Regions from separate parts of the Homo sapiens genome. Here region 1 is linked to region 2. A link is a contact called in ENCODE Hi-C data. All regions are on one chromosome and are shown on one strand. The core of a region is the stretch at or near the end of the contact, and the rest is flanking DNA. Distances in the headings are between cores, read along the strand shown. Region 1 overlaps DIRC3 (disrupted in renal carcinoma 3). Region 2 has its middle 96 kb from the start of DIRC3-AS1.

The links. Hi-C counts contacts between places; a loop is a spot of excess contacts on that map.
Region 1: a map of ascending aorta shows a loop between it and region 2 (2.1-fold over the local background). The contact joins two enhancer-like sites. A Hi-C loop is called at or near these places in 3 of 168 maps with a recorded cell type or tissue (ascending aorta, esophagus muscularis mucosa and posterior vena cava).

What each region holds. Positions count from the first base shown.
Region 1 is chr2:217,357,606-217,363,014 of GRCh38, reverse strand. The region is part of intron 8 of DIRC3 (disrupted in renal carcinoma 3); the gene reads left to right. Among named protein-coding and RNA genes, the nearest start is that of DIRC3-AS1, 78 kb to the right of the region's middle. Within about 2 kb of position 1,979, at least 15 of the 41 ENCODE cell types and tissues checked have a DNase peak (open chromatin) inside an H3K27ac peak, as active enhancers do; they include ascending aorta, where a contact is called at or near this core.
Region 2 is chr2:217,184,094-217,189,452 of GRCh38, reverse strand. No RefSeq gene overlaps it. Among named protein-coding and RNA genes, the nearest start is that of DIRC3-AS1, 96 kb to the left of the region's middle. Within about 2 kb of position 2,745, at least 8 of the 41 ENCODE cell types and tissues checked have a DNase peak (open chromatin) inside an H3K27ac peak, as active enhancers do; they include ascending aorta, where a contact is called at or near this core.

The DNA.
Region 1 (5,409 bases), core at 730-3,229, 170 kb before region 2:
TCTTGGTCTGATATTCTCTAATTCTTAAGCAAGTCTGGAATGCAGGGAAGAGATAGAGGGACTATCAGAGCAAGCATCACGGGACAATGGAAGGCGGAAGCTATCTAGACTCTGCAGCTTCGGCTCAACCTTCTGAGTCCCCAGCGTTATCTGCATCCTGTCCATTTACCTAAATTTGGCCAAGATTGCATTGACTTATGTTCGTATGGCTGATAATCCCTCCAACTCTTTGAGAAAGAGAAAGAGAGAGAGAGAGAGGGAGAGGCTGAAAATAACTAAACCTTGATTAAGTTAGAGGAATAACTATTATGAAGGTATCAAATACTAGGACAGACAGGATTATGATAATATTCCTTGGCTACTTGTTTGAGAATAAGTATCTTATCTGTAACTTAAGGATGTAGCCAGATACTCCCCTCAAAGAAATTTCCCATGTAGGCAATGAATTCAAATTGCCATCAATCCATTTGTGGTGACTTGTCTGTGTAGAGCTGGGGTGGAGTGAATACAGATGAGTTACTGTTGGGGTGATGAGTTACTGCAGGGTTATCTGCCAACCACTTGTATTTGGCAAGAGCAGATATGGAAGCCTCTGGACTTGGAGCACTGGAACCCAGAGAAAATTTCAGTTAAGCTGTTCGGTGGGCTCAAGTTGGAATTGAGAGATGCATGTTCAAGGTTCATCCAGCCCAAGATGTAGATGTAGAACAGGAATGGTTTCAAATGGTCTTTTCAGAAAAAGGAAATGTCAAGACAGCCCCCCAGGAATATACAGACTCCAGGCTGATGGGACAGTAAGAGGAGTATCTGAGCTAGATGCTAAGGCTGGTTTCCTCTGTTGAACTAGATAATCTCTGAGGTCCAGAAAATAGAAGTAGTTTATCTAAGGGCACACGACTGGTTAGTTGATGGGCTGGGATTCATACCTAAGTTCACTCATTCATCCATTCATTCATTAGCCAATGGCTACCAAATGTGGCCTGTTCTGGGCTGGATGTTGTGTGCTTCAGTCTACTGACACCCTGCCCAATTCTCTTCCTCACAAGTCATGACAATTTGATTTCTATTGAATGCACAGAATCAGCAAAGCCATACACTTCTTTCCTTGCCAAACCTTTCTTCTTTTTGTTAAGGTAATAAGGTGGGGAAAAAAAGCATAGAGGATAGACGTTTTTAATTTGAAATGAGAGTAGTGGTCATGAGTTTTTGAATAAGGCCTCTATAAGTATTCTATAACTATCCCCAAAATAGCCAGAGTTGCTTCAGCCAGGCCCACTCCATCAACAAAGGAGTCTGAGGTGCTTGCCAGGGAGTGGGAGCCTCTCAGAGCTGGAGGGATAGACTCAGAGAGGATGTGCAAATCTGAGTTCTGGAGAAGTATCTCAGAAAGAATCAACTTTTGCACTAATGCCTGGCAAGTGAAAGCTGTTCTATAAATAATATCTCTTTCCTCTTTGGTACAGCTTTTAGTTTAGTCGTTATATATTTTCTTTTTCTTACTCAGTTGCTCCCTTGGTTGTATATGATTTCTGCACCCAAAATGAACTTTTGAGGTTTTAATATATACATAGGGGTGTATCTGTGTCAGTGAGGGGAGATGTTGTAGCCTTGTTTTTAGAGTAGCTGGGGCTGGACGAGGTCAGCTGAATTTTTGAGAGTTCAGGTCAAGGCCCTCCAACTGGCAGGGAGCAGTCACACCCTCCAGGCTCCCCAGCCAAGTGCATGCTCCTCTGAAAGTCACTGAGCTGAAGATAAACATGGAGCCCATAATAGCTTTTTCACTTGATCTCCTTTATTACATGTTCCACACTTTAAATTCCTTTGCTACACTCCTGTATTCTTTTGGATCTTTCAGAACAAACATTGAAGTAGGCAAAAAAAAAAAAAAAAAGAAGCAAACTGCCCTCTTCCCTCCACCCTTCCCATCCTTTCTAAGTGAGTCACTTCGACTGGGACAATTAATCTTAATCAGGACGGTATGACAGCAGAAAAAAAGACATCCGCAGTGAAGCACTTTGGTGCCAAAGATTGGTGAGGCAACCAGTTCCTTCCTCTAGGCTGTGAAGGGGGCAATGTAGAAATGATTTGGTTGTTTTAAAAATAGCATGTCACAAAATCAGAGCTGCCTGTATCTTCAGGGTGGGCAGCAGGGATGGGGTGGTGTAATGCCTGTGCTAACCACTGAGTGTAAGCAGGCACTTTAAATATTGTTGGCTGGAAGGTCATACAGGCCACCAAGGCCCCAATGATCAACTCCACCTTCTCCAGGGGACATTGAGGACAAATAATTCCTCGTATTTGCCCTGGTGTTTTTCTCCATAAAACTCAGAGCTTCCATGCTAGTATCCTTAACCATTATCCTCATTTTCTGACAGGTGCAATTACTCATCTCCTGTCCTCTGCCCATCTCCTGTTTTGTTTTTCTCTGCATGGGTCATACTTTCCAATAAGCCATGGCTACACCTGGTACCCTAGAAAGGTTTTAGTCAACGAAGTGTACCTATTGCAGACAGACTCAGCAAGTCCTGGAATGACCAGGAGGAACCACTTCATCCCCTTATGAATGCAGTCTCATCTTTTCATTTGCAATTAGCTGATCGAGTCCTCATTAGCAGGAGGACTAGTGTTACTCTTTTGAGGTCCAAGAACTGCCGGGACACAGTCCAAAGTGCACAGTCCTGCTTCCAAATACAGGGCTGAGAGGGAACAAGAGCTTCTGAGCTGCCCAATTATGGGTGAGTATTGTTTCAGTTCCTTCTGCAGGTGCCTTTGTTAAAAACTGCCCTAAAGCAGACTGATGGATGCCTCTCCACTGCCATGGTCATGTCCTTGTTGGCCTGGATACAGGCATAGACCACAGTGGTTTCAAGGCTGCACATAGGTATCAAGGTTCCAACCCTAATGAAACAAGATGCAAAAAAGACTGAATCAGAGTTGGTGGGGTAGTGATAAAAGGAACTCGCAGTCATTCGGGGTGAGTTCTGCCCGCCCCTGGGAGAATGGTCTCCTTTCCTTCCAGCAGACTTCGGTTGGGACCATCCCAGTCCTCCTACAGTTCTAATAAGGTCTCTCTTGAGACGGTTCTTTAGCCCCATTGTGAATTTGCCTTTCTCCTTTGCAAATATTGTGAAAAGTAACAGGCCATCAGTTTCTTTACCTCTAAGGGAATTCTCTCCTCTTATTTTCCCTATGTTCTGCTCCCTGGTGTCTGGCTGCCTTCGGTTCTATATAAGGAGTCTGACCTAATAATTTTCTATATTCTGCCTCATTGTGCACACTATTGTACTGGCATAAGAAGGAAGCTATCCTTTGGTTTGAATTGTGCTCTGGTACATCCAACAGACTAACCAGTTATCGGCTTGAGAACAGAAGTCATAATGTAAGAACACATTCCCCTCCCATCCCTCCATATTGTGTGTGTCAGTTTAGGGTCTTCAGGTCCCTGTTGACACTACATTTTCCAAAACCTCTTGTCATTCATTCATGCCACAGACCATATTGAGCACTAACATTATGCTAGATTATAATGCAGATAAAGAAACTCACAATAATTATGTAGTCTAGTCAGGTGGAACAAGATACATGCATAAGCAACTGTGTTGTCAAGTAAAAAGTGATAGGTTTGGGTGCCCCGGAAATCAGAACTGGATACAAAAACTATCATGCTACTTCTTTATTGGGGAATGCAAACCCAGGAAAGGAGAAATGAAGAGAAAAGGAAGGAAAGGTTTCCTGAGCTGGATACCACTTGGTAATAAGTGTAAATAATTGATCACTCTCACAGACCCTCTTCCTAGAGGGTGGGCAGGGGAAAGAGAACAGAGAAGAAATTTTTCCCTGGCTCCTGTGTCCCACTGACAAAAGCTTCAATCTAGGGAGCATTAACTTCCCTTAACTACTTGTACATATGTGTGTGCGTGTGAATGCGTGTATGTGTGTGTGCATGTGTGTGTGTGCATGTGTGGGTGGTGTGTGTGAGGGGGGGCACATGCATGCCCACTGAGCACCCATGTATATTCCTCTGGCTCTAATGTCTCAGTAACAGCAGGAATATGCTAAGACAGGAGGCAAGAGGTTTAGAGCATGAGCACGAAGCAAGGCACCGCCCGGTTGTGTCCCTGTGCAGTTGGCCAGAGTCCACACAGTTCTGCTGGCCTCAGCGGCAACTGGGACAGAACAAGGGGCCATGGACCCCCTGAATCACCTGAGGCAAGGGAATCTGAAGTGATGCATAAAGGGACCTTGATTCAGTAACATAAGTCAGGTTCAGATAAAGTGCTTTGGGGATTCAGAGACGGGAGCTTTTTCTTAGAAGCAGAACGGGACGGAGACTTGAGGGAGGACTTTTGGAGAAGGCGGATCTTGAATGGGACTTTGCAGGATGGGGAGGTATAACTAGGCGAGGTGGGGTTGGGTGGAGGGGGCGTTCCATGAAAGGAAGACTCTATGATTGCAAGGACCCAGAGGACAGCACTGAGGACAAGTAGACAATAGTGCAGGTCTCGGTTTGGCCAGAGGATAGGGAATGGAAAGGTATGTTAAGGGATAAGGCTGAAAATGTAAACAGGGACAGCTGGGGAGCCAGGGGGAGGAATTTTGATTGGAATCTTCAGACAATAGGGGGCCACCTGTGCTGTCGTGATAAACATTTTAACTCAGGAATTTCAGTCCCTCTTCTTCACAAATTCTGTTGTGTATAGTCAGATACTTGTGCACACAATGACATTTTTAACAAGACTTTTGGAATTCCAGAGTCTACAGAACACAGTTAAAAGCTCTGCATGCTGTCCTTTCCATTTTTCCGATGAAGAAATGGAGACTGGGAAAGCTTAGTAGTGAAGATTCTGGCTTTTACTCGTTCTTGTATTTACAGAGCCTGGAGGCAGATCTGGCTCAGGCAAGGGCTGAAGCAGGTGCTCGGATGATGTGCCCAGGACTCTGTCCACTCCACCTCTCAACTCTCCCCACTCCTGTCCTGGCTTCAGTCTCATGCAAGTGCCCTTATGGCAGGGACAAGAGTTCTCAGCGCCTCCAGGTTTCCATCTTATTAGCTTAGCAAGTTCTAAAATGGACAGCAAGTGGAGAATGGAATGTTCTATCAACAAAACAAAACAAAAAGAAGGACTTTGACTAGAAAATGTGGAAATAGAGAAATGACAGTTGTTCACTCCTGGAATCAGAAATGTATTGGCTCTAGTGGAATTAGAGCTTCATTCTAAACTATTTCTTGGAGGTGGTGGTAGAGGGCTCAGGGGTGGAAAATAGCTATTGCTACTTGCTTTTCTTGTTTTAAAAAGTCTCCTGGGACAAGACATCTTCTATTAAGGCCTGAACTCAAGGATAGAAGTCTTGTTTAATCCTTTCCCAAAGAGGAGATCATAGCTTTACGCTGCGTGCTTCAGTGGGCTT
Region 2 (5,359 bases), core at 1,496-3,995:
GAAGTTCATTCCTAGAAGGTTTAGAGATGAAAGTGATGAGATGAAGATTCCCATTATCCCTTTCCTTTCCTTCTCTTTAGATACTCAGCAGAAGCTCCGGGGTAAAGCCCTCATCATTTCATGCTTATCGGTTGGAATCCTGGTTTACGGTCTCTCTCTGCCCACCCGTTTATCACTCTGTTGCAGATCTGGATTCCCAGGAACAGACGAAGGTAGTGAGGAAGGAGTTTATTGTGGAGCATGCTCAGGATCAACATGTGTGGGGAGTGAAGGATTCAGCATGGGACAGAGGAGGAATTTGAGCCATGGTGCAGTCGCAGCCTAGGACCCCACGTGGAGCTCTGACCTAGACGTGCCCCACATTGAGGCAAGGGTACCAGGCCCTGGGAAGGGGACCTGGCCTCAGACAATGAATTATCAGAGGTCAGCTGGTTGCTCTCAGGGACCAACAACTCCTTTTTGTCATTCAGAAACCTCTGTAGTTCCTCCATTATCCACCAAATATGTTGACATTCAACATTCAGGACTATGTCCATCTGGACTATTCTACTAGGCTGATTTTCCACTGCTTCCTTATATATTCCTTTCGTTCCAACCAAACTGAGCTGCTGCCCTTTTCCTATGACTGACCTACACTTTCCCCTGCAACTTAGATCAGTTAAGCCCTCGCTCTCTTTCTCATTAATTTCTCACCATCCTATAAGGTACACGCAGTGGGTAATTTAAACATTTTTGACTGTTTACATCTTGATCTTCTCTTCTGATCAAAAAAAATATATATGTGTATATTTATATACGTGTGTGTATACATATATGTGTATATATGTGTGTGCATATATATATATATATATATATGCTTAATTCTCAACTTCTCTCTCACACACACACACATTTTCCTCTATTTTGTGCATGAAGTATCTTGGCCAGAGGTGCTAGCATATGACAAAGCTCTAACAAATTGCTAAAACAGCAAAAGATGCATTTACTTAAAGGATAAACACTTCCAAATTACTTGCTAAGTCAAAATCCTGTGAAAACAATCAAAAGGTTGCAGATACAAAACTTTAGGTCTTTCAGCTTGATTTCCAGTAAGCTCACACCCCACCATTTTAAACAGATCTCTAGTCTAAGAATGCTAAGTCACACTTTTTATGGCTTCAACGATTCTTTTTTTTTTTTTAAAGGGAAAATTACAAATTACCAGATCATGAAAAGAAAATCAGACTTGGAGCAGGCAATTGAATCCATGTTTATGTAGCATCCCAATTTGAAAATGTACGACTTTGAACAAGTCAACTTCACCCTCTGGTCTTGGATTTCCCAATTTCTTTCTTTTTTCTTCTTCTTCTTTTTTTTTTAATTTGTGATGGAGTCTCACTCTGTTGCCCAGGCTGGAGTGAAATGGTGCAATCTCAGCTCACTGCAACCTTCACCTCTCGGGTTCAAGCAATTCTCATGCCTCAGCCTCCTGAATAGCCGGGACTACAGGCACGCACCACCATGCCAGACTAATTTTTGTATTTTTAGTAGAGACAGGGTTTCATTATGTTGGCCAGGCTGGTCTTGAACTCCTGACCTCAAGTGATCTTCCCACCTCAACTTCCCAAAGTGCTGGGATGGAAGACGTGAGCCACTGCGCCGGGCCTGATTTCCCAGTTTCTAAGAGGAGGGGTTAATGACCACAAATCCCTTTCAGTCCTAACAGTCTATGATTATAAGAAAACGAAAGAGGAAATAAAGCTTATCCATCCGTCCTTTCCTATTCTCCTGCCCTCTTGTCTTACAGTCTTACTGACCATCTTATAGTTCCTTGGATGAGCCATGTCCTCTTGCACCCAGACCTTGAGCACTTTTTCTAAGTTCATTTTCTCTCAGACTGACTGATTTCTATGAGATTCTATGGGTATCAGTTTGTGTGTCACTTTCTCTGAGAAACTTCTTCCCTTGACCCCTTGGCTTAGGTTGGAAGTCCACGTTAGGTACTCTCATACTATTTTGTACTCCTATCAAAGCCTATGGATCATTTTATGCATTTGTCCATTTAATTGTCTGCGTCTCCCACTCACCACCCCCCACCCCAGCACCAGGCTATAAACTTGGAAAAAGCAGGAACACATGACAGAGAATAAAAAATTGACACTTGAACTAATGAATTAGTGGATGAACAAATGTAATATAAACCAATGAAGAAACAGTAAATGACTGATGATCATTGCTTCTGGTCCTAATTTAATTCAGATATTTATTCATCTTTTTCCCACTGTGGGACAGATGTTCACATCTAACCCATGAATCGTCAGTGAAAAAGGTCATTAACTACACGAGGGAGAAAATGATGCTGACTACAGTTTTAACCTCCTTTGACTTTCCAAGAACTGCTTTTAGTACATTCTGTTTTCAAAGATCAGCCCCTCTGCTGCTTCCAAAAACCTGTCCCAATCTGTCCAGCTCATCCCTGGCCTTGATTGCAGGGGGGATATTGAGTCCTGCAGCTTCTGAGCCAGTTCTAGTGGAAAAGCAGAGACTGGGGAAGCTGGAGGAAGCAGGATTTGATATTCTTGGCCTCTGGATGCTCCCTGATTATTATTTTTTAATATCCTGAGAACAGATTAGGATGAAGCAGATTAGGGAAAAGTCATGAGACATAAGCCATAACTGAGCTTCTCTCTGCTGAAAGCATTCCCTGGGGAAAGGAAGCTGGCTGCATCCTTTAGTAAAACAGGGTAGGTCTTGGACCTGCTGAGTGTGGGAGGAACCCAACCAAATGCAGTCCACGAATCAAATTTTCCTGCTTCTCACTCTGTCGCCACTTACTAATAAAAACTGGGCCAAGTGACACATGTAAGAAAAACCCAAACTCAGATGGTAATGTGACCTTGCCATCTCCCCTTCCAACGCATACATTAGTTCTCTTTACATACGTACTTCATATTCTGTTCCAGAATCAGGAAGGAGTCTGCCTTTACCCCTAGTTGGTCTACTAATAACTGTTGAAATTTCAAAACCAAACTTTGAACTTTGGTAGTAGAGCTTGAAGTCCCAACTGTGTCAATTTCTTATATTGCAACATGAGGGATGTCCCTGTCTTGGACTCACATGTCTTGGGTGAGTGCCGAACATGAACACAGCCGGACACCGCCACTGACACAGAGTGGGTTCTCGGGTAAAGTTCATCCACTCGGTCACTGATATGGGTGAGCAGGCACAGTCTCAGTTTATGCCTATTGTCTAACATAACTACTAGTAGTGTCCACTTTCCTTTAAAAGTGTCCTATTTGGATGATCCATTTTATAGTCACCCTAGTTTCAGTAGAATGTAATTTGGAATTGTTCCTTGGAAGGTTCCTCTGAGGCAATGGCATCTATTGCAGACATACATCCCCAAGGGCATGCAGTTATCCCTCACGTTTCTGTCTTCCTTCTCTCCTCCTTTTCTTAAGCCCAGGGGGTCTTAAATTCCTTCTCTTCATTTGTACTGGGAGGAACACTTTTGAGATCAGAAAGAAGTGATAGAGAAACTGCCCTGCCCTGCCTCTATTAGTGGAGGCCGATTAACTTTTATTTTTCCCCACATTTCTTTCTAGAGGAGTCATTTAGATCCCTTAATTTAGAGCCCAGGACATTCCAGAGTGCTCTGGGATAACAAATGAATGCATGGCCCAAGAAGGAAAAGCATGACAAATGGCAGGTTCTTGGAGAATCCAACGTGGCATTTTACACATCATAATTCAGGCATGAATGGTTCATCAGAAACTGCTAAAGGGAGAAATCCCGAAGTTAGAGAAATCTATCCCAGTCCAAAATGGCCAGCAAAACATAGAAAATGCCCTGAAAAAAGCAAAGAGAAGACTCGGTTCACAACACATAATAATGTTTCAGTCCATGATGGACTGCATATATGATGGTGGTCTCATAAGATTATAATGGAGCTGAAAAGTTCCTATTGCCTAGTGACATCGTAGCCATGGTAATATTGTACCCATCATGACGTCACCATCATAGCATCATAATGCAAGACATTACATGTTTGTGGTGATGCTGGTATAAACAAACCCACGATGCTGTCAATTGTATAAAAGTCTAGCACACACTATGATGTACAGTACATAATAATTGATAATGATAATAAACAATGATGTCACTGGTTTTATATTTACTATATGTTACTTTTTATCATTAGAGTATGGTCTTTCTACTTACTAAAAAGAATGTTGGCCAGGCGCGGTGGCTCACACCTAGCCCACCAGGCCAAGGTGGGCGGATCACCTGAGGTCAGGAGTTCAAGACCAGCCTGGCCAACATGGTGAAACCCCGTCTCTACTAAAAATGCTAGCCAGGCATGGAGGTGGGCACCTGTAATCCCAGCTACTCAGGAGGCTGAGACAGGGGAATCACTTGAACCTGGAAGGCAGAGGTTGCAGCGAGCCGAGATTGCGCCACTGCACTCCAGCCTGGGCAATAAAGAGCGAAACTCCATCTCAAAAAAAAAAAAAAAAAAAAAAAAGTGAATTGTAAAACAAGTTCAGATGGGTCCTTCAGGAAGACATGAAGAAGGCATTGTTATCATAGGAAATGACAGCTCCATGCATGCTATTGCCCTTGAAGACCTTCCTGTGGGAGAAGATGTGGAGGTGGAAGACAGTGATTTTGACAATCCTGATCTTAGGTAGGCCTCAGCTAATGTGTGTATTTGTGTCTTCATTTTTAACAAAGAAGCTTAAAAAGTAAAAAAATAAAAAATAAAAAAATAAAAAATTAACATGGTAAAAAAGCTTATAGAATAAGGATATAAAGAAAATATTTTTATTCTGTTGTACAATGTGTTTGTGTTTTCAGCTAAATGTTATTACAGGAGTTAAAAAGTTTAAAAAAGTTATAAAGTAAAAAATTTACAGCAAGCTAAAGTTAATTTATTATTGAAGAAAAAAATAGTTTTTATACTTGTAAGTGTAGCCTAAGTGTCCAGTGTTTATAAAATCTACGGTAGTATATAGTCAGGTCCTAGGCCTTCACAATCACTCATTACTCACTCCTGCCTCACCCAGAGCAACTTCCAGTCCTGGAAGCTCCATTCATGGCATGTAGGTGTACCAGTTTTTATCTTTTATACTGTATTTTTACTGTATCTTTTCTATGTTTAGATCTGCTTAGAGACACAAATACCCATTGTGTTACAATTCCCTAGTTTTCAGTACAGTAACATGCTGTACGGGTTTGTAGTCTAGGAGCAATAGGCTATACCATATAGCCTTGGTGTGTCGTAGGCTACACCATTTAGGTTTGTGTTTGTGTGCTCTATGAAGTTTGCACAATAACAAATCGCCTAACATCACATTTCTCAAACCAGGCCCCTGTCTTT